2 separate regions of the Homo sapiens genome follow, and region 2 is linked to region 1. Evidence: chromatin loops called from intact Hi-C (ENCODE). Cell type or tissue: MCF 10A. All regions are shown on one strand. Links, peaks and the distances in the headings refer to the core of each region. The heading gives the core; the rest is flanking DNA.

What was found. Peaks named below come from ENCODE experiments on the same cell type or tissue, not always from the same donor. Only the 100,000 strongest peaks of a DNase experiment are listed, where the experiment ranks them.
Region 2: a loop joins it to region 1, with 13 times the contacts of the local background. A loop is called at or near these places in 4 of 110 quality-filtered maps.

The regions. Positions count from the first base shown.
Region 1 is chr2:34,087,048-34,102,830 of GRCh38, forward strand. The region is part of intron 4 of LINC01317 (long intergenic non-protein coding RNA 1317); the gene reads left to right. Among named protein-coding and RNA genes, the nearest start is that of LINC01318, 28 kb to the left of the region's middle. In MCF 10A, for the core only: a CTCF peak has its summit at 9,691 (motif pointing right); a DNase peak (open chromatin) is centred at 9,724.
Region 2 is chr2:35,107,358-35,123,140 of GRCh38, forward strand. No RefSeq gene overlaps it. Among named protein-coding and RNA genes, the nearest start is that of MIR548AD, 360 kb to the right of the region's middle. In MCF 10A, for the core only: a CTCF peak has its summit at 7,609 (motif pointing left); no DNase peak of the experiment used is centred there.

The sequences.
Region 1 (15,783 bases), core at 4,977-12,976:
GGCTGAGAAGTATCCTATGGTGTATATGTACCACATTTTCTTTATCCAGTCTACGATTGATGGGCATTTAAGTTGATTCCACGTCTTTGCTATTGTGAATAGGGCCGCAATGAACATAAACACGCATGTGTGTTTATAATAGAACAATTTACATTCCTTTGGGTATATACCCCACATTGGAATTTTGGGAGGAATTGCAGGGTCTAATGGTAATTCTGATTTGAGGTCTTTGAAGAGTTGTCACCGTTTTCCATAATGATTGAACTAATTTACACTCCCACCAGCAGTGTATAAGCATCGCTTTTTCTCCACAACCTCATCAGCACTTGTTATTTTTTAACTTTTTAATAGTAGCCATTCTGACTTTTATGAGATGGTATTTCACTGTGATTTTGACTTGCATAGAAATGCTACTGATTTTTGTATCTTGACTTTGTATGCTGCAACTTTACTAAATTTGTTTGTAAGTCCTAACAAGTTTGTTGGTGGAGTCTTTAGAGAAACTCTTTTAGTCTTTATAATATGTTGTCTCACAAAATTTGATAATTATTAAATGTAACATTTTATTAACAATGCATCTCTTAATGAGATGAATATACATTTTTAAAAAGTGTTGTTTACATGGGCAAGCATTGTTTATTAGTAGAATGGGAGAAGGTTTAGTATCAGATTTATTCCTAAATTAATAATTTGTTTGTTTTTCATAGTTTAAAGACTAAGGACATGTATTTATATTAACAAGCAGATGGGAATAGCAGAAGGATGGTTATATTAATTTTGTCCAATTACATGAACTTCAGCATTATATATCTGAATCACATCATCTATAATTTAAAATAAATAATTTTAAATTACCAACTTATTTTTGAAAGTAGTGAACTGGGAGGAGACTGACCTGCCAAATGTTTTTATCAATTGGCTACTACTAACAATTGCATGAATACTAAATCCAGGAAAAAAATAGCATAAATTTACAAAAATTAATTTATATACATATTCTTGTTGCAGAAATGTAAATAGGATGTTAAATCAAAGACTTTCAAACATAGAAACATGTCACTCAGATAAAATTCTGTGGGAGAAGTGAAATGGAAATACAAATTAAGGTTAAAAACGAGTCATGTGAAATATTAATCATTTAAAGAGGAACTTATTCACGTATTTTTATAATGCATGGCACATATTAAATTGCCATAGTAAGTATATTAAATATATTACATTTTTAAAGTGATATATCAGTTTTAAATTTTCAATATTTACAACATGGTAAAAATTATATTCTTAGCATTTACTTGATCTTCCAGTGAGAAATTAGATGTTAATCTAAAATTTTCTTTACTCTTTTTTTTCTTTGAGACGGAGTCTCGCTCTGTCACCCAAGCTGGAGTGCAGTGGCACAATCTCGGCTCACTGCAAGCTCTGCCTCCTGGGTTCATGCCATTCTCCTGCCTCAGCCTCCGGAGTAGCTGGTACTACAGGTGCCTGCCACCACGCCCAGCTAATTTTTTTGTATTTTTAGTAGAGATGGGGTTTCACCGTGTTAGCCAGGATGGTCTTGATCTGACCTCGTGAACCGCCCACCTCGGCCTCCCAAAGTGCTAGGATTACAGGCGTGAGCCAACATGCCCGGTCTAAAATTTTCTTTCCTCTTAGCTACACTCTTTCCAGAACCTTGTACTATTATTTTTAACTTTGCTGTTTATTCTTTCCAGGCATTGGGCTCCAGTACTGTTTTCATATAATCAGGTTCCATAGTCCATTGTACATGTTTCCATTACCTCAAGGCCTGTTCATCTCTTCCTTCCTTCCTTATTCATTTCTTGCTTATGCCCTTAGTATTTTGCGCCATTCACAATTAATCATACTTCTTGGAAAAGTTTCAATTTTGAAACTGGATAAAAATTATTTTTTCAGATAAGTCTGCATTTCTCAGTTGATGATAGTTAAAAAAAAGCAAATATTGACTGGTCTGACTGTATGTTAAATAGTTTTAGTAAATGTTTATGTACTAAATATTTTAAATAAAAGCAGAGGTTATTAGAGTGTATAAATATCAAGATTTAATTGTATACTGTCTACAAGAAAACCACTTTTTATTTATTTATTTAGAGACATAGTTTCCCTCCGTCACCCAGGCTGGAATGCAGTGGCGTGGTCTGCAACCTCTGCCTCCTGGGTTCAAACAATTCTTGTGCCTTTGACCTCCTGAGTAGCTGGGATTATAGGTGCACCCCACCACACCCAGCTAATTTTTTTGTATTATTAGTACAGATGGGGTTTCACCATGTTAGCCAGGCTGGTCTCAAACTCCTGGCCTCAAGTGATCTGCCTGCCTTGGCCTCCCAAAGTTTTGGGATTACAGGCGTGAGCCACTGCGCCTGGTCGAAAACCACCTGTAATATAAAAATACAGACGGGATACAAAAGAAATGATAGGGAAAGATATTCCATACCAACACTAATCATAATAAAGTTATATAAAAAATTAATCAACAATACATAAGAATACAATATTATGTACACAATAACCTATAAAAATGCATGAAGGAAAAACTGATAGAACTGAAAGGAGAATTAGGCAATTTCAGAATTACAGTTGGAGATTTCAAAACTCCTTTCTCAGTAATTGATAAAGCATGTAAACAGAAAATTAGTGAAGATATAGTAGGTTTAAACGACACTATCAAATGAGTTAAATCAATTCACATTTATTGATTTTTCTGTCCTCAAATAACAGAATACTTTGTTTTTAATTTTCTGAACTATACGTGTAATGCTCATTAAGATAGGAGACATTTTGGCCATAAAACAAGTCTCAGTCAATTTAGAAGTATTGAAATAAAACAGCATATTCTCTAACCGTAATAGAATCGAAGTTACTTTATTCTATGTAAAGTTCTAAATGCCACTAACAAAAGGATATATAGAAAATCTCAAAATTTTAAAAATTAAGGTAGATGGTTTTAAATAACCAACGGATCTAAGAAAAATTGAAAATGAAATTTTTTGTTAATGAAAAGGAATGCACCTAAAGCAGTATTTATTATTTTAGAAAATAATAAAGGCCTAAAATCAATTATTTAAGTTTTCAATTTAAGAGAAAAAGAAAAACACCAGACCCAAAATAAGTACAAGAAAGTAAATAATGAAGTACTAAAATTATTAAAAAGGGATGAGAGAAATCAATGAAGCCAATACCTGGTTTCTCAAAATAGCAATAAAATTGAGAAATGTCTAGTTAGATTGAGCAAGAAAAAAGAGATGACGTAAGTTACCGTATCTGAAATAAAACAGGCAGCTACTTATCCTACATACATTAAAAATAATAAAAGAGGCTGGGCGTGGTGGCTCACACCTGTAATCCCAGCACTTTGGGAGGCCAAAGTGGGCGGATCACCCGAGGTCAGGAATTTGAGACCAGCCTGGCCAACATGGTGAAACCCGGTCTCTACTGAAAATCCAAAAAATTAGCCAGGCATGGTGGCAGGTGCCTGTAATCCCAGCTACTCGGGAGGCTGAGGCAGGAGAATTGCTTGAACCCAGGAGGCGGAGGTTGCAGTGAGCCAAGATTGTGCCACCACATTCCAGCCTGGTCGACTGAGTGAAACTCCATCTCAGAAAAAAATAAATAATAATAATAAAAGAATATTGATAAAAATGTATTCATTATATTTAAAAACATATACAATTGGTAAGTACCTTGAAAGGAACAGGCTACCAAAATTAATGCAAGAAAAAAATTAAATGTGTTTATATTTTAGAAACACCTGTAGGGCCAAATGCTTCATAGGTGAGTGGTATAAAACACTTAAGGCATGAATTATACTCATTTTATATAAACTCTTTCAGAAAATTAAAAAGGGCAAGCTTCTTAACTTATTTTATGATACTAATACATTAGTCTCCCCCTTATCTGCAGGGGTATGTTCCAAGACCCCCAGTGGATGCCCAAAACTGTGGGTATTACCAACCCATGTGGTTACTGTAATATGATTGTTCACATACATGCATACCTATGATAAAGTTTAATTTGCAAATTAGACATAGTGAGAGATTAACAACGATAATAATGGAACAGTATAACAATATTTTGTAATAAAATTATGTGGCTGTAGTCTCTCTTTCTCAAAATATCTTATTATACTGTACTCACCCTTCTTGGAATGATGTGAGTTGATAAAATGCCTACACGATGAGATGAAGTGAGATGAATGACATAGGCATTGTGATGTAACATGAGGCTGCTGTCATCTGCTTTGGGTGATCCTGGGTCATCAAGCCATGATGATGTTGATGGTTGGATGTCAGAAGCAGATGTTGATGTCTAACAGGTGGGCAGTTTCTACAGAATGGATCTGCTGGACAAAGGGATGCTTCCTGTCCCTGGTGGAACAGAGTGGGATAGTGAGAAGTTTCATCACATTACTCAGAATGGCATACAATTTAAAAGTTATGCATTTTTTATTTACCGAATTTCTGATTTAATATTTTTAGACCACAGTCGACCTCCAGTAACTGAAACTGCTGAAAGCAACACCATGGATAAGGGGATACTACTGTATTATCCTAATGAAAAACCAGAAGGTAGACATTATGGGAAAAGAAAACTACTTAATCATATCCCTCACAAACATTAATGTTAATATCTTTGGTATAATATTAGCAAAATAAATCCAGCAATATATAAAAATGATAATATGCTAAAACTAAGTGGAGTTTATCCAAGGAATGTAAAATAAGATTAATATTTAAAAATTAAGATTCTAGTTTTATCCAAGACTGAATAAGTTCACTACAGTCTAGCTCTGTATCCCACTCACTGAAATGAAAAAATTCTGGAAGGAAAACACACACACACACACACACACACACACACACACACACACCCATCTCTAGCTGGGAAGTAAACAACAGTAGACAGATGGGGAGGGAGCAAAAATTAATGAGTGACCATAAATGGGGTAAGGCTAAACCTCAGATATATCTCTTTTCCTGGACAATAAAGAATACTATAAGCAATTCTATGTTCATAAATTTTATAACTTCAATTGAAGGGTTAGCAAACTGTGGCCTTTGGGCCAGTTTAACCGGTTGTGTTTTTATAATTAAAATTTTGTTAGAAGACAACTACATGTTAATTTATTGTCTATCGCTGCTTTCATGGTACAACATCAGAGCTGAATGCTTGTGATAGAGACAGTATGATCTGTAAACCTGAAATATTTACTGTATGGTCCTCTATCGGGAAGATTAGTTCACCTCTGACTTTCTTTCAGGGTCAATCTTAAGTCAGATATTATGGAATTATTCTTGACTTGGTATCAAATCTATCAGCAAATATATTGGTTCTACCTTCAAACAGAATCCAGAACTCAAATATTCCTCTTTATCCTTACAGCTAATCTTCTGTTCCAGACCACAATTTGCTCTCACCTGAATTATTGCTGCGCATTTCTCTACGGTTTATGTTGGTTGGTTTGCTTTCTTCACTACACCTCTGCACTCCTTATTAACCACTGAGAAGCAAAACTGATTTGTTTGAAATGGAATTCTGCTCATAACCTTCCTGTGTCTTCCCAGTTTGCTTAGAGTAAAAACCAAAGTCCTTACAATGTCCAAAAGACCCAACATAATACTCCCATCTACTTAGCATCTCTACATCCAGCATTTGATATATCTTATTTCCTGCTCCAACTCATTTCCTGATACTCTTCCTGATTGACCCACTTTAGCTCCATTGGACTCTGAGCAGTTCCTTGAAAATGTCAGACCCTCTTCTGGTCAGGTTTTCAGCACTGTGCTTCAGATTTCTACTCAAATGTCATACGATCAGTGATATCTTTTGTGAGCACTCACAGTTACAGTGTTATCCTCCAAATCCCCACTCTCCCTTCACTTTACCTTGTTATATATTTTTTTCAGTATTCATCACCATCTAACAATAAAAAATATTTATTGATGAATATAGAAGCATATATAATACTTGCTCGAGAAAAAACATTTAATATTGAGAAATTTTTCAATATATATTCGGAGAAATACATGCTCCCCTGAATAGTCCCCAATTCTGTAAGTAAATTATATATATATATGTGTGTGTGTGTGTGTGTGTGTGGAAAAGGATGTATAGGTTTACCAAGATTTTACTTCTTTGAGGAAGAATGAGTGGTTTTGCTTTTCTTCTTCAACTTTCTACAGTTAGTTTATTATTTTATAAATGGGCCCAAATATTATAAAAATGCAAATGTATTAACTGAAAAAGGTGGTTAATTGAGAGAACTCTTTATCTTAGTCCTTCTGTTTGGCATTAGGAACAGATATTTATAGGGCCCTGAGTTCAGGGACTTCAAACAGCAGATATGTTTCCAGACAAGCTATTCTTGAATGTGTACTGCTGAGGAGGTACTTATTTTAAGGGGCTGGAATATGGGTTGAGGACATCACATTATCTGCAATTGTCTCTTTTTTTTTTTTTTTTTTTTTGAGACAGAGTTTCACTCTTGTTGCCCTGGCTGGAGTGCAATGGCGCGGTCTCAGCTGACTGCAACCTCTGCTTCCCGGGTTCAAGGGATTCTCCTGCCTCAGCCTCCCAAGTAGCTGGGATTACAGGCGTGAGCTACCACGCTCAGCCAATTGTCTCCTCTTTTTAAACCTATGTTTAGGTGTCTAATCATTCAAACTATCTTTCAGAGGGACGTAATTTTAATAATTTAAGATCATTCAAATGTAGCAATTCACACTCCACATTAATTTGATAATTACTTTTGACAAGATTACAAATTTAATTATTTAAATACATGACTAGACTTTTGACATGTGTAAACTGTGGATATATTATTCATGCCTCAAGTCGTCTTCCTGTTTTCATCAGGGCTTCAAATAAACCAAAGCCTTAACACCACGTGGATTGCTTTCACTTCTAAATATATCTATGTGAAAACTTCACCGACCACAGCTAAACTAGGTGTTATCAGCTAATTGTACTGTCAATTTTAGATTAACAGATTCCAGGAGAAGGTGGGAAAGTCTAATAACCCATGGCTGAGAAATTTGTTTACATTTTTTCACCTTCTGAAGAATTAGTGAGCATTGTCTTCAGAGATGTTCCAAGTTGAAACAGCATGTATGTCCTAAATAGAATAACAACTTTTTAAACAAAGTGAGTTTACTTCAAAGAAATGTACCTTTGTGAAAAAATAAATGGAATTGTACAATTTTAAAGTTCACTAGCCACTAAAATTACTTGTCACTGTATAGAAGAGTCATTTAGACGTCTCACTCATTTGGTTCCATAAGATCTGATATGAAAATACATCGCCAACTCTTGTTTGAATTCGAACAAATGGGTATTTATTTACTACACTACCAGCCACAGAATTTGATGACCCTAGTGTTACGGGAAGTAGAATTTCTAAAGTTTTCCTTGGAAAACTCTTTCTTGGTCTAATTTTTGCAGACACATACATTTCTTGGAAGTTTTCTGGCCGCTTCCTCTAATAAAGTGATAACTGCTATAATCTCTCTATCTCTATAGCCTCGTGGCATCTAATATCTGTTAACTCTTGTTGTTGAATAGTCTACAAATTCAGATGTTTTCTCCACAGAACTCCTATGTCCTGCCACAAGTCTCCCTTCCTCCATTGATTTTTGTGTTCATGGTAAAGGGGAATCTCCTGACTAGAAGTGTAAAATTAGCCAATTGTTAGAAGTAATGAAAATAAGTAGAATAGATTCCTTGTCCAATGTTGACTGGGAACCTAATGATGCTTTTGAAAGCCTGCAGGAAATAAGGGATAAGCTCTTGGCCAACAGACCTTGGAAGGGAGAAATAACTTCCATTGGCAGTTGGAACAGATGGTATCTTTATATATATATATATATATATTTTTTTTTATTATACTTTAAGTTCTAGGGTACACGTGGGCAACGTGCAGGTTTGTTACATAGGTATACATGTGCCTTGTTGGTGTGCTGCATCCATTAACTTGTCATTTACATTAGGTATATCTCCTAATGCTATCCCTCCCCCTCCCCCCACCCCATGAGAGGCCCCAGTGTGATGTTCCCCTTTCTGTGTCCAAGTGTTCTCATTGTTCAATTCCCACCTATAAGTGAGAACATGCGGTGTTTGGTTTTTTGTCCTTGCAATGGTTTGCTGAGAATGATGGTTTCCAGCTTCATCCATGTCCCTACAAAGGACATGAACTCATCCTTTTTTATGGCTGCATAGTATTCCATGGTGTATATGTGCCACATTTTCTTAATCCAGTTTATCATTGTTGGACATTTGGGTTGGTTCCAAGTCTTTGCTATTGTGAGTAGTGCTGCAATGATGGCATCTTAAGCATGACAGATTTCCCACCATTCCAACTAGGATCAATACTCAGTAGCATGAAATAAATTGGCTAGCAGTTGAGTGAGAATTCTGCCTATTAGTTTGATTTAGGTATTGGTTGATTTGCATAGTTTTGCCATGATACTTTGTTTCAGTTCATTACTTGTGAGTGGATTCAATAGCAACCATCCCAAGGATTGTGTGAGGACCAGCTCATTGACATGAAGTTGAAACTGGAAAGATTTGAAAAGAAAGAGCAAGTGAATTGAAGGGGCTAAACTACATCTCTATGTTGGCTTTCTTCCTCTGTGGATATTCAGATAAAGCAATTTCATAGGCAGCACTTTTCTGAAACAGAGAGTAAGTGAAGGAAATTGGCAATGTATATGGAAAAGAGACCAATATTTATCATGAGTTTACTTTATACCTAGTGTTTTTCAACTGGAATTCTTTTAATTCTTACTGCAGATCACACAGTAGGTGACAAAACCTGGCTTCAAATCCATGTTTGAATCTGAAAGCCATTCTTTTTATCTTTCAATTACATCGTGGATGGTCAGTCTTCCATTAGCCTTTAGCTCTTTTCTTCCTCAAAACATTATGCCTGAGCCCATTCTTAAAGGTTTTTCTCCTCAGGAAATTCTTGTGTTCTCAACCTGGAATACTGGTATATTATATTCATTGAATATAAGAGTTAATTGCATTTTAACTAAAAACCCAATAACAATGCAAAGAGATAAATTTCTAATGATGAATTATGAGATAATTTATTTACCTACTCATGCAACAATGAGCTATTCACCAAGCATCTATTATATGCCAAGTACACTGCTAAGTACTGAGAAAACAATAGTGAACAAAAAAATGACAGTTCTTGTTTCAAAGAGCATAGAGCTTCATAGGAACAAAGACACTGATCAAAGAACACATAAATTTATATTAAATTATGATTGCTAAGACTGATACAAAAAAAGTTAAAGGATGCTTATAATATTAGAGACTTGGGTTGCAGGTTGGGTTCCCTGGAAGCAGACTTCTAAGATGAAAATTAATGCCTAGGATGTTTATCAGGGAGTATTGTTGAGATCCACACTAGTAGGAGGAAGAAGAAGAAACAACTGGGCTAAGGTGGAAGTTGGGTTGTGATGCAGGCTCCATGAAGGCCTCAGCTGACCTACTGGGAACCATGATACTTAGATGAGCCTTTAGAGTTGCCTCAAGTTGGAATGAGGGTCCAGGTCTTTATATTCCACATCAGTTAGTCATTGGACTTCTGCTGGTTCAGAAGGGCAGTATTTTGATGACAGGGTAGAATGTATGGAAGTGGACACAACTCTTTCCTAAACATTTGGCTTAGGTAGGGAGGAGAAAGATAGAGAATGGCCGCTAGAGGGCAGTGTAGACCACAGTGAACTTTTATTTTCAATAGAAGTATTTGAGGCATGGTTGTATTGAAGAAGAGAGGCTGCATGGAATATTACTGGGGGAGATGCTTCTAGGTAGGCATTTTAAACATATCTCACCATAAAACAATCTTTGTGTATATCCCACTTTGTTCTTGACCTGGGTATAAATAAGTATGGTACACATAGACTTAAAACTTTACACTCTTAAATATTGTACTTCCTACCTTTTTCAAGATATTTACTGGTAGACCTACCTCAGTAAAGGAGGAAGATGAAGGTTAAACATGGTAGCATGAGTCATAGTCTGTATATGGGATAAAAGAGAAATGTATTTGGCATAGAATATTGGGAACAATCATTTTAGGATGTCGAATCGTTCTTCACAATCATACCAGAAGATGTGACTATTGATTAATCCAGAAATATAATTTTGTGCCTTTGCTGTAAGTATTAGAAATTTATCTGGTATAATTTGAACCAGCAGGTATGACTAGTCCCAAAAAGAGGAGGTCTCAAGATGCAACAGCTACTGGGTATGGTGATAGGAAATTACATCAGATATTAAGACTCAGGGTTAAGCTTATCAGTAATCTGGATGTATTTGGAATTGAAAGTAGGGAAATATGAATTTTAAACTTTATGACACTAATATTCTAAACATGTCGCTGTACCATTTAATTATAAGGTGCATTAGTCAGAATTCTCTAAAGAGACAGAACCAATAGGACAGGTAAATATATGAAGGGGAGTTTATTAGGAGATTTGACTCACACGATCACAAGGTGAAGTCCCACAACAGGCTGCCTGCAAGTTGAGGGGACAGGAAGCCAGTCCGAGTCCCAAAACCTCAAAAGTAGGGAAGCTGATAGTGCAGCCTTCAGTCTGTGGCTGAAGGCCCAAGAGCCCTTGGCAAATCACTGGTGTAAGTCCAAGAGTCCAAAAGCTGAAGAATTTGGAGTTTGATGTTTGAGGGCAGGAAGCATCCAGCATGGGAGAAAAATGGAGGCCAGAAGACTTAGCCAGTCTTGTCCTTCCACGTTCCTCTGCCTGCTTTCATCCTAGCTGTGCTGGCAGCTGATTAGATGGTGCCCACTCAGATTCAGAGTGGGTTTGCCTCTCCTAGTCCACTGACTCAAATGTTAATCTACTTTGGCAACACCCTCACAGACACCCAGGAACAATACTTTGCATCCTTCAATCAAGTTGACACTCAATATTAACCATCACAGGAGGAATTTGACTGTATCCACTTTCTCTCTGGGTATTCTGTTGTTTTCACCAAAACATTCATGGAGAAGGGCCATAGTATGTTTATTCATTCAACAATTTTTTTTTTTTCAATGTGTATTGTGAGATTGGCGCTGTGCTAGTAGCAGAACATAGGTTAGTAGGGGACAAAAGGATATAGAACTGTCTTGTGTGGGAATACAGACAATGGCATATAAAAGTATCAAGCTGTACTGATTGCTACACATGCTTTAAAGTGAATTAAGTGCCATGGTAGAGAATAATAGAGCAGGAATGACATGGTAGGTGAAGGAACCCACTTTAGACACAGTGGTCAGAAAAGATTTTTCCAAGCAGTTGACTCTTATGCTAAGACCTCAGGGTGAGATTGAGCCAGCTACAGGAAGTGGAAAAAGCATCCCACGGAGAGGGAACTGCATGCATGAAGACCCACAGGCAGGAGAGGCCTCGGAGGTAAAAGGAACTGAAGATGTCCAGGAAGACTTAAAAGATTGCAGAGTAAAGAAGGAGTCACATCACAAGAATCCACTGGGAGCCACATATCAGAAGCAGAAATTTTATTTTCAGTGCAATGGGAAGCCATCACAGGGTTTAAGAAGAAGGACCTCATGATCTGATCCACACATTAAAATGATCTTTCTGGCTGATTCGTGGAGAATAATTGTGGTAGCAGAAAGAATAGAAGCAATAGTCTATGTAAGAAATGATGATGGTATGGGAAGAGAAATGATTGGATTGAGTTATAGTTTGGAGGAAAAAAGTGGCAGAAAATATTAATCAATTGAGTGCGGGATGTTAATGGAGAGAAATAAATCCTGAATGACTCCCAGATTTCTAGATTGAGCACTTGGATGAACTACAACACAATTTACCGGAAAGGAAAAAACTTAGGAGAAAAAGATTCGAGGAGAGATGGACTACTAAGTATTCAACTGTGGGCACGTTATGCTTCAGATACCTATAAGCCATCAAAGTGGATATTTCAGGTAGGTAATGGGACATGTGTATGTTTAAAGATGAGAACAATGATCTGTGTGAGAAATAAATTTTGGAGTTGATGACACTTAAATGATATATAGTCAGAGTAAAGCATAAGATCATTTAGAAAAGAAAATGACCAGGGGAAAAAATGAAAATCCATCACAGAGCTCTGAGGAACTCCAAAATTTAGATTTCAGGTGGATGAAATAGAGATCTTGGTGCTGAAGTGAGAATTATCCTGGTATGACAACATGATATCTGGTTACATTTTCAAAATGACAGGAATGCAAAATAACAGTTTCCATTTATGAAGCACTTACTGTGGCAGCCGCTCCTCCAAGTGCTCTGCCTACATTGACATATTTTATCCTCACTACAATCTTATGTAGCAGGTACTACTGCTATCACCCTCATTATAGAGATGAGGAACCCAAAACCTAGAAAGAATAATTGCTATAGTCTGAATGTTTGCGTCCCTCCCTTGCATATTCTTGTGTTGAAATCCTAAAGCCCACGACAATAGTATTAGGCCATAGGGGATTTGGGAGGTGATTAGGGTCATGAGGCAAAGCCTTCATGAATGGGATTAGTGCCTTTATAAAGAGAACCAACAGAGACCTCTCACCCACTTCCAGCATGTGAGGAAACAGCAAGAGGGCACTATCTATGAACAAGGAAGGGGCCCCTTACCAGACTCTGAATTTACTTGTACCTTGATCTTGAACTTCCCAGTCTGCAGAATTGAGAGAAATAAGTTTCTGTTGTTTATATGCCATGCAGTTTATAAGATTTTGTTGTAGTAACCTGAACAGGCTGAGACAATGACTAACTTGCTTAAGGTTACAAATGGAGTCAAGATTTGGATGCAAGCAGCCAGGCTCTAGAGTCTGCTCATAATTATGTAACTATTTTGCCTCATAAAATGCTCTTTACACATTGTATAGTATATTATCCCAGGTAGCATAGGTTTTGAAACCAGGCTAAATCTAAGGATGCGCATAACTAGTAGCATCTTGGCATGGTTTGCTTTAAACAATTAGATAATTCACCGTAAGGGGAAAGAAAGCCAGAGTGCACAAGTATTAACCAAGGATAAAGTCTCATAATAGCATCTGTTTCTTGATAATTCTCTGACAAGTACAATGAATTCTGGTCCTAGTGATAGAAAGCTGCAAGCAAAAATGGGTTAGTGTTTCCATGCTCTCTCTCAGACAGTGGGAGCACGAGGCAAACTCTGCAACCAAGTGTAACACGGAAGTAGGTGTCTGTTCCTTCATTTCAGCTGAATCCACAGAGTGGTTTCTGGGTCTGGAGGGCTCAGGCATAGTGGCTGGGGCTTTCAGCCCTTGGATTCTTTGGGAATTTAGTGGTAGCAGATCAAGGAGACAGCGGCTTTGGTTATGGCAGCGTGTGTTCTACAGCAGCTTCATGGACTCTGTGTGAGCTTCGTATCATGTGGGAGAAACTTTATTGTGGATTTTCAGGTATCAGAAAGTTTAGAAGACATTCTGGGAGACAGAATAAGGGATAGAAAAAATAATATAAACCATGTGTGTCAGCTACTAAGTTATTTTTTCTTGGCTCCACATTCACCCTTGTAAATTCACCTCGAGTTGCTGGAGAGCAACTCTGAAACCATGTCTGCTTCCAGCTGGGTCCATGTTAGGCTCTGCCAACAGGAGATACCAGAGGGAGACTTCAGAGCTGTAGGAGAAAAGAGATTTTCTCGTTCATCTTTGCTTCCTGTGAACTTCCTGTCTGCTTGCTGTTCTTGGGGGTGTCACTTCAGCCTTACTTTTTTTTGCCCCAGCTACAGCAGCACCTTCCTATAGAAGCAGCTGAACCCAGATTGAAGTTTCCAGCACCTGAAGAAAAAGCTTCTTTGTCTTGTTCTTAAAAATCTGGGTCTAAGTTCTATGGTGCCCTCCTCCAAGCTCAGAGACACCAGCAGGCCAGCAGTCTTTCCTCAAATGGCTGAGTTTCAGCTTCACAGGATCCCTTGTAGGTTTTAATACTTCCAATCTCTTCCTTTTGTTCCCTGGCTTTTGGAGTGATAGCTGCCTCTTGCAGGTACTATTCTCATTATACTTTAGAGATCTCTTTTTATTCTTTGATTTTTCTAGTTATCAACTACTTATCTAGTTAAGGCATCTTTGTATTAAATTTTCCCTGTTCAAATAACTGATGTGGTTTCTGTCTCTTGCCTGGGCCCTGATGGATACATCATGTGTGTTGATGAGAATGCATTAAACCCACGGACAGGAAGGATACTGCCAGAAATGGTTGTGAAAAGAATTTACCTGCCATCTGGTCCTCTCCATAACATGACTATTTGCTTTCCTAAGGCTGTCAGGAGAATCTCTGTGGGTTCAAAGCTCTTTCTTCCAGAAGGGTCCAGTCCCTTTTATGGGATCACCTGGTTAGGTCAGGTTTACCTAGGATAATCTCCCTTTTGATTAACTCAATGTTGATTTACTTGGCACTTTACTTAAATCTGCAAAATCCCTTCAGCTTTGTCAGCTAATTTAACCTAATCATGGGAGTAAGATCCCTCATATTCACGGACCTACTCATATTCAGGGAGAGAAGATTATACAGAGCATGTGCAATGGGGGTGGGAATCTTGAGATCTACCTTACGATTCTGCCTACCAGAAAGACGGTAATTACCTACCAAGGTGAGTTGGCTTCAACCTCCTGAATCCTGAACATACTTGGGATCATCTGGGCATGGTTAATTTGTATGTTTCTCATTTAAGTATGTAGATTGGAAGCTACTTCAATCTAAGTGATCTCATTTACCCTTCCTCCAGAGTAGACCACAGCTGCTCTAGAACTGAATCGCGAGAGCACATGCTGAGTGAGTTGATTTGGCAATGGACGCATACTCCATTCTATCTGAACGCTAGTTGAAATGGTTTTTGCAATGGCATTGCTAAGCTGAGTTGAAACTAAAATGTTGCAGCTTGTGGAAATCCCAGAGGTGGCAGAAGCTCAGAGTGAATGATTACCTGAAAAGCCAGCATAACCTTTTGCAACATACATAAGTTCACAATATAGATTCATTATAATTTTTCGTCCAAAGTAATGCATATCTTCTATTACCATTATTAGTTTACTAACTAGTACCTTTTATATAGCAAGTATGCAGCAGATATTTGTTAAACCAAATTGCCTTTTCAGAATGGTTGCTTATATGTATCTGAACCAGCACATACACAATTAGAATTACCATGACCTTGAGCTCTCCCAAACTTGCTTTTAAACTATTAAAAGTATAAAAACATCAAATCGCTTTTGTCTAGATAATTATATTTCTGACTAAAGTGACCACTGTACCTTTAGAAATCATGCTCATTTGTCAGTAGCAAGTACTGTAATTATTCACTGTATTGTTCACAAGAGTGAACAACTTGCTTTTTGTCATCCAAAGGCTAAACAAAATAAAATTACCCAATAGCTCTGCAGTGAGTTGCTGAAGGTATTTCATTCCCGTGGTGCTTATGAGTAATCCCATGCATAGAAACAATACCAAAAAAGCATTCTTATCTTTTGAGACAACAATAATTTCCCATAGTTCTCAGGACTCATTTGGTCTTGCCACATTGTTTTCCAAAAAACATTGTTAGTTCCTTGGGTTATTAATAGGAGTTACTGACAAGAAGGTTTCTGTATTAGTTCATTCTTACACTGCTATAAAGAAATACCCGAGACTGGTTAATTTATAAAGAAAAGAGGTTTAATTGGCTCATGGTTCCACAAGGTGTACAGGAAGCATGGCAGCATCTGCTTCTGGGGAGGCCTCAGGGAGTTTT
Region 2 (15,783 bases), core at 2,748-10,747, 1.0 Mb after region 1:
ATATACCCAGTAATGGGATGGCTGGGTCAAATGGTTTTTCTAGTTCTAGATCCCTGAGGAATCGCCACACTGACTTCCACAATGGTTGAACTAGCTTACAGTCCCACCAACAGTGTAAAAGTGTTCCTATTTCTCCACATCCTCTCCAGCACCTGTTGTTTCCTGACTTTTTAATGATTGCCATTCTAACAGATGTCAGATGGTATCTCACTGTGGTTTTGATTTGCATTTCTCTGATGGCCAGTGATGATGAGCATTTTTTCATGTGTCTTTTGGCTGCATAAATGTCTTCTTCTGAGAAGTGTCTGTTCATATCCTTTGCCCACTTTTGGATGGGGTTGTTTGTTTTTCTCTTGTAAATTTGTTTGAGTTCATTGTAGATTCTGGATATTAGCCCTTTGTCAGATGAGTAGGTTGCAAAAATTTTCTCCCATTCTGTAGGTTGCCTGTTCACTCTGATGGTAGTTTCTTTTGCTGTGCAGAAGCTCTTTAGTTTAATTAGATCCCATTGTCAATTTTGGCTTTTGTTGCCATTGCTTTTGGTGTTTTAGACATGAAGTCCTTGCCCATGCCTATGTCCTGAATGGTAATGCCTAGGTGTTCTTCTAGGGTTTTTATGGTTTTAGGTCTAATGTTTAAGTCTTTAATCCATCTTGAATTAATTTTTGTATAAGGTGTAAGGAGGGGATCCAGTTTCAGCTTTCTACATATGGCTAGCCAGTTTTCCCAGCACCATTTATTAAATAGGGAATCCTTTCCCCATTGCTTGTTTTTCTCAGGTTTGTCAAAGATCAGATAGTTGTAGATATGCGGCATTATTTCTGAGGGCTCTGTTCTGTTCCATTGATCTATATCTCTGTTTTGGTACCAGTACCATGCTGTTTTGGTTACTGTAGCCTTGTAGTATAGTTTGAAGTCAGGTAGCGTGATGCCTCCAGCTTTGTTCTTTTGGCTCAGGATTGACTTGGCGATGGGGGCTCTTTTTTGGTTCCATATGAACTTTAAAGTAGTTTTTTCCAATTTGTGAAGAAAGTCATTGGTAGCTTGATGGCGATGGCATTGAATGTGTAAATTACCTTGGGCAGTATGGCCATTTTCACGATATTGATTCTTCCTACCCATGAGCATGTAATGTTCTTCCATTTGTTTGTATCCTCTTTTATTTTACTGAGCAGTGGTTTGTAGTCCTCCTTGAAGAGGTCCTTCACATCCCTTGTAAGTTGGATTCCTAGGTATTTTATTCTCTTTGAAGCAATTGTGAATGGGAGTTCACTCATGATTTGGCTCTCTGTTTGTCTGTTGTTGGTGTATAAGAATGCTTGTGATTTTTGTACATTGATTTTGTATCCTGAGACTTTGCTGAAGTTGCTTATCAGCTGAAGGAGATTTTGGGCTGGGACAATGGGGTTTTCTAGATATACAATCATGTCGTCTGCAAACAGGGACAATTTGACTTCCTCTTTTCCTAATTGAATACCCTTTATTTCCTTCTCCTGCCTAATTGCCCTGGCTAGAACTTCCAACACTATGTTGAATAGGAGTGGTTAGCGAGGGCATCCCTGTCTTGTGCCAGTTTTCAAAGGGAATGCTTCCAGTTTTTCCCCATTCAGTATGATATTGGCTGTGGGTTTGTCATAGATAGCTCTTATTATTTTGAGATATGTCCCATCAATACCTAGTTTATTGAGAGTTTTTAGCATGAAGCATTGTTGAATTTTGTCAAAGGCCTTTTCTATATCTATTGAGAGAATCATGTGGTTTTTGTCTTTGGTTCTGTTTATATGCTGGATTACATTTATTGATTTGCATATATTGAACCAGCCTTGCATCCCAGGGATGAAGCCCACTTGATCATGGTGGATCAGCTTTTTGATGTGCTGCTGGATTCGGTTTGCCAGTATTTTATTGAGGATTTTTGCATCAATGTTCATCAAGGATATTGGTCTAAAATTCTGTTTTTTGGTTGTGTCTCTGCCAGGCTTTGGTATCAGGATGATGCTGGCCTCATAAAATGAGTTAGGGAGGATTCCCTCTTTTTCTATTGATTGGAATAGTTTCAGAAGGAATGGTACCAGTTCCTCCTTATACCTCTGGTAGAATTCAGCTGTGAATCCATCTGGTCCTGGACTCTTTTTGGTTGGTAAGCTATTGATTATTGCCACAATATCAGATCCTGTTATTGGTCTATTCAGAGATTCAACTTCTTCCTGGTTTAGTCTTGGGAGAGAGTGTATGTGTCGAGGAATTTATCCATTTCTTCTAGATTTTCTAGTTTATTTGCATAGAGGTGTTTATAGTATTCTCTGATGGTAGTTTGTATTTCTGTGGGATCGGTGGTGATATCCCCTTTATCATTTTTTATTGTGTCTATTTGATTCTTCTCTCTTTTTTTCTTTATTAGTCTTGCTAGCAGTCTATCAATTTTGTTGATACTTTCAAAAAACCAGCTCCTGGATTCATTAATTTTTGAAGGGTTTTTTGTGTCTCTATTTCCTTCCGTTCTGCTCTGATTTTAGTTATTTCTTGCCTTCTGCTAGCTTTTGAATGTGTTTGCTCTTGCTTTTCTAGTTCTTTTAATTGTGATGTAAGGGTGTCAATTTTGGATCTTTCCTTCTTTCTCTTGTGGGCATTTAGTGCTATAAATTTCCCTCTACACACTGCTTTGAATGTGTCCCAGAGATTCTGGTATGTTGTGTCTTTGTTCTCATTGGTTTCAAAGAACATCTTTATTTCTGCCTTCATTTTGTTATGTACCCAGTAGTCATTCAGGAGCAGGTTGTTCAGTTTCCATGTAGTTGAGTGGTTTTCAGTGAGTTTCTTAATCCTGAGTTCTAGTTTGATTGTACTGTGGTCTGAGAGACAGTTTGTTATAATTTCTGTTCTTTTACATTTGCTGAGGAGAGCTTTACTTCCAAATATGTGGTCAATTTTGGACTAGGTGTGTTGTGGTGCTGAAAAAATGTATATTCTGTTGATTTGGGGCAGAGAGTTCTGTAGATGTCTATTAGGTCTGCTTGGTACAGAGCTGAGTTCAATTCCTGGGTATCCTTGTTAACTTTCTGTCTCGTTGATCTGTCTAATGTTGACAGTGGGGGGTTAAAGTCTCCCATGCTTATTGTGCGGTAGTCTAAGTCTCTTTGTAGGTCACTCAGGACTTGCTTTATGAATCTGGGTGCTCCTGTATTGGGTGCATATATATTTAGGATAGTTAGCTCTTCTTGTTGAATTGATCCCTTTACCATTATGTAATGGCCTTCTTCGTCTCTTTTGATCTTTGTTGGTTTAAAGTCTGTTTTATCAGAGACTAGGATTGCAACCCCTGCCTTTTTTTGTTTTCCATTTGCTTGGTAGATCTTCCTCCGTCCTTTTATTTTGAGCCTATGTGTGTCTCTGCACGTGAGATGGGTTTCCTGAATACAGCACACTGCTGGGTCTTGACTCTTTATCCAATTTGCCAGTCTGTGTCTTTTAATTGGAGCATTTAGTCCATTTACATTTAAAGTTAATATTGTTATGTGTGAATTTGATCCTGTCATTATGATGTTAGCTGGTTATTTTGCTCGTTAGTTGATGCAGTTTCTTCCTAGACTCGAAAGTCTTTACATTTTGGCATGAGTTTGCTGTGGCTGGTACCGGTTGTTCCTTTCCATGTTTAGTGCTTCCTTCAGGAGATCTTTTAGGGCAGGCCTGGTGGTGACAAAATCTCTCAGTATTTGCTTGTCTGTAAAAGATTTTATTTCTCCTTCACTTATGAAGCTTAGTTTGGCTGGATATGAAATTCTGGGTTGAAAATTCTTTCCTTTAAGAATGTTGAATATTGGCCCCCACTCTCTTCTGGCTTGTAGAGTTTCTGCTGAGGGATCCGCTGTTAGTCTGATGGGCTTCCCTTTGTGGGTAAGCCGACCTTTCTCTCTGGCTGCCCTTAACATTTTTTCCTTCATTTCAACTTTGGTGAATCTGACAGTTATGTGTCTTGGAGTTGCTCTTCTGGAGGATTATCTTTGTGGCGTTCTCTGTATTTCCTGAATTTGAATGTTGGCCTGCCTTGCTAGATTGGGGAAGTTCTCCTGGATAATATCCTGCAGAGTGTTTTCCAACTTGGTTCCATTCTCCCTGTCACTTTCAGGTACACCAGTCAGACGTAGATTTGGTCTTTTCACATAGTCCCATATTTCTTGGAGGCTTTGTTAGTTTATTTTTATTCTTTTTTCTCCAAACTTCCCTTCTCACTTCATTTCATTCATTTCACCTTCCATCACTGATACCCTTTCTTGCAGTTGATCGCATCAGCTCCAGAGGCTTCTGCATTCTTCACGTAGTTCTCGAGCCTTGGCTTTCAGCTCCATCAGCTCCTTTAAGCACTTCTCTGTATTGGTTATTCTAGCTATACATTTGTCTAAATTTTTTTCAAAGTTTTCAACTTCTTTGCCTTTGGTTTGAATTTCCTCCTGTAGCTCAGAGTAGTTTGATCATCTGAAGCCTTCTTCTCTCAACTCGTCAAAGTCATTCTTTGTCCAGCTTTGTTCCGTTGCTGGTGAGGAACTGCGTTCCTTTGGAGGAGGAGAGGTGCTCTGGTTTTTAGAGTTTCCAGTTTTTCTGCTCTGTTTTTTCCCCATCTTTGTGGTTTTATCTACTTTTGGTCTTTGATGATGGTGTGATGTACAGATGGGTTTTTGGTGTGGATGTCCTTTATGTCTGTTAGTTTTCCGTCTAACAGACAGGACCCTCAGCTGCAGGTCTGTTGGAGTTTGCTAGAGGTCCACTCCAGACGCTGTTTGCCTGGGTGTCAGCAGCGGTGTCTGCAGAACAGCAGATTTTCGTGAACTGCGAATGTTGCTGTCTGATACTTCCTCTGGAAGTTTTGTCTCAGAGGAGTGCCCGGCCGTGTGAGGTGTCAGTCTGCCCATACTGGGGGGTGCCTCCCAGTTAGGCTGCTTGGGGGTCACGTGTCAGGGACCCACTTGAGGAGGCAGTCTGCCTGTTCTCAGATCTCCAGCTGCATGCTGGGAGAACCACTGGTCTCTTCAAAGCTGTCAGACAGGGACATTTAAGTCTGCAGAGGTTACTGCTGTCTTTTTGTTTGTCTGTGCCCTGCCTCCAGAGGTGGAGCCTACAGAGGCAGGCAGGCCTCCTTGAGCTGTGATGGGCTCCACCCAGTTCGAGCTTCCTGGCTGCTTTGTTTACCTAAGCAAGCCTGGGCAGTGGCAGATGCCCCTCCCCCAGCCTCGCTGCTGCCTTGCAGTTTGATCTCAGACTGCTGTGCTAGCAATCAGCGAGACTCCGTGGGTGTAGGACCCTCCAAGCCATGTGTGGGATATAATCTCCTGGTGTGCCGTTTCCTAAGCCCGTCGGAAAAGCACACTATTCGGGTGGGAGTGACCCGATTTTCCAGGTGCCGTCTGTCACCCCTTTTCTTGACCAGGAAAGGGAACTCCCTGACCCCTGGCACTTCCCGAGTGAGGCAATGCCTCACCCTGCTTCAGCTCGTGCACGGTGCACTGCACCCATTGTCCTGTGCCCACTGTCTGGCACTCCCTAGTGAGATGAACCCAGTACCTCCAATGGAAATGCAGAAATCACCCATCTTCCGCATCACTCACGCTGGGAGCTGTAGACCGGAGCTCTTCCTATTCGGCCATCTTGGCTCCTCCCTTATCAATTTTTTAAGAAGTAAATTTTAAAATTTCTTGACCCCCAAAAAAGAAATGAAAATACATCATTCCACAATCTATCCAATGCAGCAAAAGCAGTATTAAACAGAAATTTTTTAACAGCAAATGTATACAAAAAATGTAGAAAGACTTCAAATCAACAACCTAATGGTATATCTCAAACAAGAAAAAATCAAAACCAAAATTAGTTGAAGGAAAGAAATGGGAAATATCAGAGCAGAAAATAAATGAAATTGAGACTAAAAAAATACAGAATATCAACAAAACAGAAAATTTTTTGCTTGAAAACAAACAAAACCAATAAACCTTTAGCTATAATAAGAACAAAAGAGAGAAGACAACAATAAATTAAAATGAAAAATGAGGCAAAACAACTGAGGTTACAAAAGTATAATAGAAAGAATTATTAGAGGCTATCATGGAAAACTATAGGCCAACAATTTGTGAAACTTATAAGATTAAAAAATTCCTGTAAACATACAACATATGAAGACTGAACCAACTAATAATTAGTAACAACATTGAAATTGTAATAAGTTTATCATTAAGGAAAAGCTTAAGGCCTGATATCTTCACTGTTGAATTCTACCAAACATTTAAAGAAGACTGATACCTACTCAACTCAAAAATTTCAAAAAATTGAAGAGGGGAGAATACTTCCATATTAATTCTATCAGGCCAATATTACCATAATGCCAAAATTACAAGAAGAAGAAAAAACTATAGGCCAATATCAGTGAGGAACATAGATGCAAAAATCCTAAAGAAAATGTTAGCAAACTAAATTAAACATGTTAAAAAGACCACTCACCATGATCAAGTTGGATTCATCTCAGATATGTAAATATGGATTAACATATGCAAATGAATAAAATGATATGTAACATTAATATAATCAGCAATTATAAATCATATTATAGTTGTAATAGATGCTAAAAAAGCATTTGATATAATTCAGCATTTACTTATGATGAAAACTCTCAAGATACTGGTTATAAAAAGGACATACATAAAAATAGTAAAGGTCGTATATGACAAACTCACAGGTAATACAGTAAATGGGGAAAATTGAAAGCCCTTTCTCTAAGACCTGGAAAAGTAAAAAGATGCCCAATTTCACCACTTTTATTTAACATAATTTTGAGAGTCCCGGCCAAAGAAATTAGGCAAGAGAAATTAATAAAGGATATCCACATTGGAAAAGAAGAAGTCAAATTAGTTTGTTCACAGATATCATAATTTTATACTTAAAAAAAATCTAAAGAATCCATCAAAAATACTATTATAACTGATAAATAAATTCAGTAAAGTTGCAGGATCCAAAATCAACACATGAAAAGCAATAACATTTATATACTCCAACAGTGAACAATCTGAAAAAGAAACCAAAAACGCAATCCCATTTACAATAGCTACAAAAATTATAAAATATCTAAAAAGAAATGTAGTTGAAGAAATAGATCTATACAAGGAATACTATAAAATCCTGCTAAAAGGAATTGAAGAAGACACATGGAAAATGAAAAGACATTTCATGATATTGTATTGGAAGAATTAATATTGCTAAAATGATAACAACATAAAATACACTACAAATTCAGTGCAATCCCTATCAATAGCAATGACAATCTTCACAGAAATAGAAAAATATCCTAAAATTTATGTGCAATCACGAAAGACAGTGAATAGCCAAAGCGCTTTTGAGCAAAAGCAACAAAGTTGGATTGGGGCAGAGCAAGATGACAGAATCATTCCCCCTACAAGAACACCAGTTTAACAACTGTCTATACAAAATAAACACTTTCATAAGAACCAAAAATCAGGTGAGTACTCTCACTCACAGCACCTGAGTGTAACTTCATATTGCTGAAAGAGACCCTGAAGAGGTAAGAAAATCAGTCTTAAATTGCTGTCAGCACCCTTCCGCCACCCAGTGGCAGTGGCAGCATGATGTGGAGAGTGTTTCTGTTTGCTGAGGAGAGGGAAAGCACACAGCCATTGTGAGGCATTGAAGTCAGTTTCACCCTGTTACAGAAGAAAAGAAAACCGGACCAAACTCAGCTGATGCATACCCACAGAGGGTGTATTTAAACCAACACTAGCCAGAGGGGATTCACTGATAATAGCAAGCTGAACTTGAGTGCCCACAAGCCTTGCCACCATACACAAAAGTGCTCTGGGACCCCAAATAATCTTTAAAGGAAGTCTAGGCCACAAGGACTACAAGTCCTAGGCAAGTCCTATGGCTGAACTGGGTCCAAAGCCAGTGGACTGGGTGGGGGTTGGAGGGGGGCAGATACTGCCTACTGAGACAGCTGGGCAACTAAAGGAGTGCTGGTATCACCCCTGCCCTAACCCCAGGTTGTAAAGCTTGTGACTCTAAGAGAACCCTTTCCTCCACTTGAGGAGAGGTGGGAGAAAAGTGGGGAGGACTTAGTCTTGCATCTTGGATTACTAGCTCTGCTACAGGAGAATAGGGCACAATCAGAGTCATGAACCCACCTTTCCAGGCCCTAGCTTCTGAATGACACTTCTAGACACAAGCTGGGCCAGAAGGAAGCATGCTGCCTTGAAGGGAAATACCCAGTCCTGGCAGGATACATCACCTGCTAATTGAAGAGCTCTTGGGCCCTAAATAACAAGTAGCAATGCCCAGGTATTACCTCCAGTGTTTTGGGTGAGACACTGAGACTTGCTGGTTTCAGGTGAGACTCAGCACATTGCCAGCTCTGGTGGCTACAGGGCAAGACTCCTTCTATTTGAGAAAAGTGGGAAAAGTTAAGGAGACTCTGCCTTGAACCTTAGGTACCAGCTTGGCCACACAGAGATAGAGTGCCAAGTGGGCACTTGTGGTCCCCATTTGCAGGCATTGGCTCTGGGACTACAGATCTGGACCTGTCCTGGGCCAGAGGGTTGCCCATTGCCCTGAAGGATGAGTCCCAGGCCAGGCATCATTCAACACAAACTGACTGAAAAGCTGCTGGACTTTAAGGGAGCATTGGTAGTAGTCTGGGTAGACCCCATGGGCCTGTGGTAGTGATAGACACAGGATGAGGCTTCTCTGCCTTTGAAAAGGAGAGGGAAGAGTGAGAAGGACTGTGTCATGTAGTTTGAGTACCAGCTCAGCCACAGTCTGGTAGAACACCAGGAATAATTCTAAGTGTTTTACTCCAGTCTCTGACTCCTGGATGGCAACTCTGGACCTGCCCAGGGTCTGAAAAGACTTGCCACCCTAAAGAAAAGGACACAGGCTTGGCTGGCTTTGTCACCTGTTGATTGTGGTGCTCTAAGTCCTTGAGCAAACATAGGTTTTTACCAGGAAGTGGTTACAGCAGGCCTTGGGTGAGACCTAGTGTTGTGCTAGCTTCAGGTCTGAGCCAGTACAGTCCTAGTGCTGGTGGCCAAAGGGTGCTGGTGTCACTCCACCCTCAGCTTCAGGTAACTCAGAACAGAGAGAGAGAGACTCTGTTCATTTGAAAAGAAGAGAAGAGAACAAGATTCTCTACCTCATCATCCAGAGTATTCCTCCAGATCTTGTCCAAGACCATCAAGGTGGTGCCTCAATGAATCTGCAAAAACCACAGTGTTATGGGGCTTGGGGTACCCCCATAAGCAGATACAGCTTAGATCATAACACCCAAGTCATTTCAAATATCTGGAAAGCCTTCCCAAGAGGGATGGGTTAAAACAAGCCCAGACTGAGAAGACTAAAATAAATCCTAACTCTTCAATGCCCAGACACAAACAAACATATGCAAATATCAAGACCATCCAGGAAAACATGACCTTACCAAATGAACTAAATAAGGAATCAGGGAGCATTGTTGAGACAAATATATGTGACCTCTCAGACAAATAATTCAAAATAACTGTGTTGAGGAAAATAAATAAATTCAATATAACACAGAAAAGGAATTCAGAATTCTATCAGACAAATTTAAGAAAGAGATTGAAATGATTTTTTTAAAATGAAGCAGATATCCTGGAGCTGAAAAATGCAATTAGGATATTGAAGAATGCATCAGAGTCTCTTTAGAGCAGAACTGATCAGGCAGAAGAAAGAACTGGTGATATTGAAGACAGGCTATTTGAAAACACACAGAGGAGACCAAAAAGAAAAGAAAAAAAATGAAGCACACCTACAATATTTAGAAAACAGCCTCAAATGGCAAGCCTAAGTGTTAGTGGCCCTAGAGGAAGTAGAGAAAGAGATAGGAGTAGAAAGTTTATTTAAAAAGATGTAACAGAAAACTTCCAAAACCTAGAGAAAGATGCCAATATCCAAGTACAAGAAGGTTATAGAACACTTAGCAGATTTAAACCAAAGAAGACTACTTCAGGGCATGTAATAATCAAACTCCCAATGTCAAGGATAAAGAAAGGATCCTAAAAGCAGCAAGAGAAAAAAAAATAACAAAATGGAGCTCCAATATATCTGGCAGCAGACTTTATAATGGAAACCTTACAGGCTAGGAGAAATGACATATTTAAAGTGCCAAAGGAAAGAAACTTTTATCCTAGAATAGGATATCTAGAGAAAATATCCTTTAAGTACAGAGAACAACAGCTGAGGGATTTCATCAACACCACACTTGTCCTATAAGAAATGCTCAAGGGAATACTTAAATTAGAAAGATAATCAGTAAGATAACATCTGAAGGTACAAAACTCACAGGTAATAGTAAGCGCACAGAAAAATACATAATATTATAACACTGTAACAGCAGTATGTAAACTGCTAGTATCTTAAGTAGAAACACTAAACTATGAACCAATTAAGAATTGTAACTATAACAACCTTTTAAGACAGATAGTAGAGTAAATTATAAATAGAAACAACAATGTTAAGAAGTGGGAGGATGACATTAAGGCATAGAGTTTTCATTAGTTTACTTTTTGCTTGTTTGTTTATATAAACAGTGAGGTTTTTATCAGCTTAAAATAATAAATAAGGTTGTATTTGCAAGTGTCATGGTAACCTCAAACCAAAACAAAAACCAGATACATAAAAAATAAAAATCAAGAAATTAAAGCATACTACCAGAGAAAATCACCTTCAGCGAAAGGAAAACATGAAGAAAAGGAAGAAGAAAGAAAATACTACAAAAATAACCAGAAAACAAATAACAAAGTGGCAGGGGTAAGTTCTTATTTACCAATAATAACATTGGATGTAAATGGACTAAACTCTCCAATCAAAAGACATAGAGTGGCTGAATAGATTAAAAAAAAAAAAAAAAGACCAAATGATCTGTTGCCAACAAGAAACACATTTCACCTATAAAGACACACGTAGGATGAAAGAAAAAGTGATGGAAAAGGATATTCTGTGCCAATGGAAACCAAAAAAGAGCAGGAGTAGCTATATTTATATCAGACACAATAGTTTTCATGACAAAAACTATATAAAGAGAAAAAGAAGAGCAATATGTAATGATAAAAGCAGTACTAAATGGGAAGTTTATAGCTCTAAATGCCTACATTACAAATAATTAAAAACAGTCAAATAAATAATCTAAGGATACATCTGAAATAACTAAGTAAGCAGGGGCAGACCAACCCCAAAATTTTTAGGAGAAATAAAATAATAAAAGTCAGAGCAGAAATAAATTACAATTAAAATTAAGACAATATAAAAAATCAATGAAACGACAAGTTGGTTTCTTGAAGAGTTAAACAAAATTGACAAACTGTTAGCCAGACTAAGAAAAAAAGATCCAAATAAATAAAATCACAGATGAAAATGAAGACATTGCAGTGAACATGATAGAAATTCAAAGACTCATTACAAATTCCATGAGCAGTTGCCAATAAATTGGAAAATCTAGAAGAGATGAACAAATTCCTAACACATACAGCCTACCAAGATTGAACCATGAAGAAATCCAAAACCTGAACAGATAAATAACAAGTAATGAGATTAAAGCCATACTAAAATATCACCCAATAAATAAAAGCCTCCAATCCGATGGCTTCACTGCTGAATTTTACCAAACATATAATGAAGAAATAATATCAATCCTACTCAAACTATTCCATAAAATAACAGATGAGGGAATACTTCCAGACTCACACTATGAGGCCAGTATTACCCTGATAGCAAAAACAGATGGCACATTAAAAAAAAAACAATAAACAACAACAACAACAACAACAGCAAAACTGCAGGCCAGTATTTTTGATAAATATTGATGCAAATATTCTCAATGAAATACTACCAAACAAAATTCAACAATACATTAAGAAGATCATTCATCATGACCAAGAGGGATTTATCCAGGGATGCAAAGATGGTTCAACATACACAAATTAATCAATGTAAAACATCACATAAACAGAATAAAGGACAAAAATTCTATGATTGGCCAGATGCAGTGGCTCACACCTGTAATCCTAACACTTTGGGAGGCCAAGGTGGGCAGATCACTTGAGGTGAGAAGTTCCATACTAGCCTGGCCAACATGGTAAAATCCCGTTTCTACTAAAACTACAAAAAAAAAAAAAAAAAAAAAAAAACAAAGTTAGCCAGGCGTGGTAGCATGTGCCTGTAGTCCCAGATATTCACGAGTCTGAGGCAGAATAGCTTGAACCTGGGAGGTGGAGGTTGCAGTGAGCCGAGATTGAACCACTGCACTCCAGCCTGGGGGACAGAGTGAGACTCCATCTCAAAACTAAATAAATAATAATTTTATGATTATTTCACTTGATACTAAAAAAAAATTAATAAAATTTAACATCCCTTCATGACAAAAACCCTCAATAAACTGGGTATGGCAGGAAAATACCTCAACACCCAAAAAAAATAAATAAATAAAAAGCCATATACAATAGACCTGCACCTAGTATTATGCTGAACAGGGAAGAACTGAATGACTTTCATCTAAGATCTAGAGCACGACATGGTTGCCCCTTTCACCATTGATATTCAGCATATTACTGGATATCTTAGCTAGAGCAATCGAAAAAGATTTTTTAAAAAAGGACACACAAATTTGAAAAGAAGAAGTAAAACTATCCTTGTTTGCATATGACATAATCTTGTACTTACTAAAAGATAGTCTCTACAAAAAAATCTATAACTGATTAAAAAAACTGTAACAAATTTACTAAAGTTTCAGTATAGAAAATCAACATGCAAAAATCAGTAGCATTTCTGTATGCCAACAGTGGACAGTGTGAATGGAAATTAAGAAAGTAATCTCATTTATAATAGACACAAATATTATAAAATTAAATACCTAGAAATTAACCAAAGAAGTGAAAGACCTATGATATAGAAATCCATGTATTTACAACCATTTCATTTTTTAAAGGTAGCAATAACATAGAATGGGGAAAGACCAGTCTCTTCAATAGATATTGCTGGGAAAACTGCTAACTATACACAGAAAAAAGAAAATAGACTTCTATCTCTCGCCATATGAAAAATCAAATAAAAGTGAATTTGTCATAAATAATAACTGAAACTTTGAAACCTCCAGAAAAAAAAAATGGAGAAATGCTCCAGGACATGTGTCCTGGCATTTTTTTTTTTTTTTTTTTATCTAAGACCTCAGAAGCACAGGTAACCAAAGCAAAAATAGACAAATGGTATCACATCAAGCCAAAAAGCTTCTGCACAGCAAAGGAAACAATCAATAAAGTGAAGAGACAACACAAAAAATGGAAGAAAGTATCTGCAAACTATCTATCTGATAAAGCCTTAATAACCAGAAAATATAAGGAGCTCAAGCTATTAAATAGCAAATAAAAATCTGATTTAAAAATATGCAAAAGGTCTGAATAGGCATTTCTCAAAAAGTTGTATGAATGGCCAACAGGTATATGAAACAATGCCCAATAGTGAAGATAATCAGAGAAATAAAAAAAATCCTCAGTGAGTTACCATCTTATCCCAGTGAAAATGGCTTTTATCAACAACAACAAAAAATAATAATAATGAATGCTGGTGAGGATACGGGGAAAGGAGAACCCTCATATGCTGTTTGTGGAGATGTAAATTAGTACAGCCACTATGGAAAACATATGGAGGTTTGTCAAAGAACTAAAAATCAAACTATCCCACTGCTTGGTATATACCCCACAAAAGGAAATGTGTATATGAAAGAGATATCTGTACTCTCCTGTTTATACAATAAATTTTGAGAAACACGGAACTAACACACCTGTCAAATTACGAATAATAGGAGTTAATCGATATTACAAGTCTAAATCTTATTCTCTTAAGCACTGAGATTTCTGAAAATAAAGATGCAACTTATTAGGTTGGCGCAAAAGTAATTGCAGTTTTGCCACCGAAAATAATAGCAAGAACTGCAATTTTTTTGCACCAACCTAATAGAATGTCTGAATAGCACTCTTAAGTCCAATGTGCATTTGGAGGATTCAGACCAATCAGGTTATTTGACTACATGATCTCTAAGAAGCCTACAAATTCTGAGATGAAGAGATTATTTGTACGAGAACACGCTGATAATTAATGGTAGACCTGAGCAAGGAGCCCAGGCCTCCTGGATGTACGTCTAGTGCTCCCTTCACCCTACCTATCTTTTCTCTGTTAATCAGGTATACTGGAAAATAAAAACTGCTTGTTAAAAGTTGGTTATGACTGACACTTTCACATAAACTTCATATTTCTTACTTTTTATTACTTAACAGTAGTTTTGATGTTAAATAATCCATTATGTCCTCTGACTATAAACTCAACATAGTGAAACATTTATCCACAACCATCTATTATAAATGTGCAAAAATACACCATGCCATTCAGATTTTTCAGTTGCTTTCAGGTCACTGTGTAAATTACAATGATAGATTGAAATAGGTCATCCATTTCTTTATTCAGCATAAAGTATTATTATCAAAGGTCATTAGGCATCGCATTATTTCCAACACTGGTTTAGTATCCATAGTCATGTGTCTCACAAATTATGCTCTGCAGAACATTACATTTAAAAAATATTCTATAAAGGAAAGTTTCTCATTGCAATATATTCAGCAAATACTGCATATTCTGTATCTCTTCTTGATATTCAATATTAATAAAATTATAAGCTCTGAAAAGCCCTACAATGAAGAATCCCACTCTTCTATGCAGTTTTCCAAGCTTAATTGATCATACAACCTATTTTTCCTGTACAACATATTAACATCCAATATAAATGCTGTTGTATAGATGATAATTAGTTACACCTTTCTAGATTTGCTGGATAAATCTAACAATTGTTAAGATTCTGAATTACCATACATCCAGGGATCTTCCTGTCTGTCAAGTCACATTAGGATCTTAATTCCCTCTGCTACCCAGACAGGGTCTATTCCTGAGATTATCTTCAGTGTGTCGGTCAGTCCTGTTAATACTACACAGGGAATGAATTCATATATCATCAAGAAACTTCATACACCTGTCTCCTGCCACTGTTCATTTCCACTATATGCTCCAGTTATTCACTGACATTAATTGTAGTACTTCCAATTTTTTAGATCTCTACTTTACTGTTCTATAATCTCAGTGAGGATAGGGGTCCTTTCTCTTTAGTCATCACCATATTCTCAGAATCTATAATTGTATCTGGCACTAGAATGTATTTAATATGTATTTAGTGAATAACTGAATGAATGAATAAATGAAATAATGTATTGAATGACTAATAAGGGGCAAATTAGGGGCTTTCAATGTTTACACAGGAGATTGCAGCTGTGGGTTGCAGGGAGATTGTACCTTTCAAGTGCTTTCACTGTTTTTATCATGTATTTTGTAATTACTATTTGTAGTATCCTTAGACAAAGGAGGCTTAAATGTAAGAATTGTATCTCTTTAATTCTCTAACCCCATAATTCTTAATACAATATCTAAACATAATAATACTTAATTTCAAGAAAATAATATTCTATACTGCCAGTGCCTGCTCAACCAAGCAAAATACTATTTTAGGTATAATGTGCTAACTTTACCCAAACCAATAGCTGTGATTATTTCCAAAGATTTTCTTCAAATACGTTTATTAAGTGTACATATACAGTCCTAAATTAATAGGTAAATAAAATAATTTTTCAGATGGGAAAAGTCACATTAAAAGATAGGCATAAAACAGAACTGTTAAACAATGAC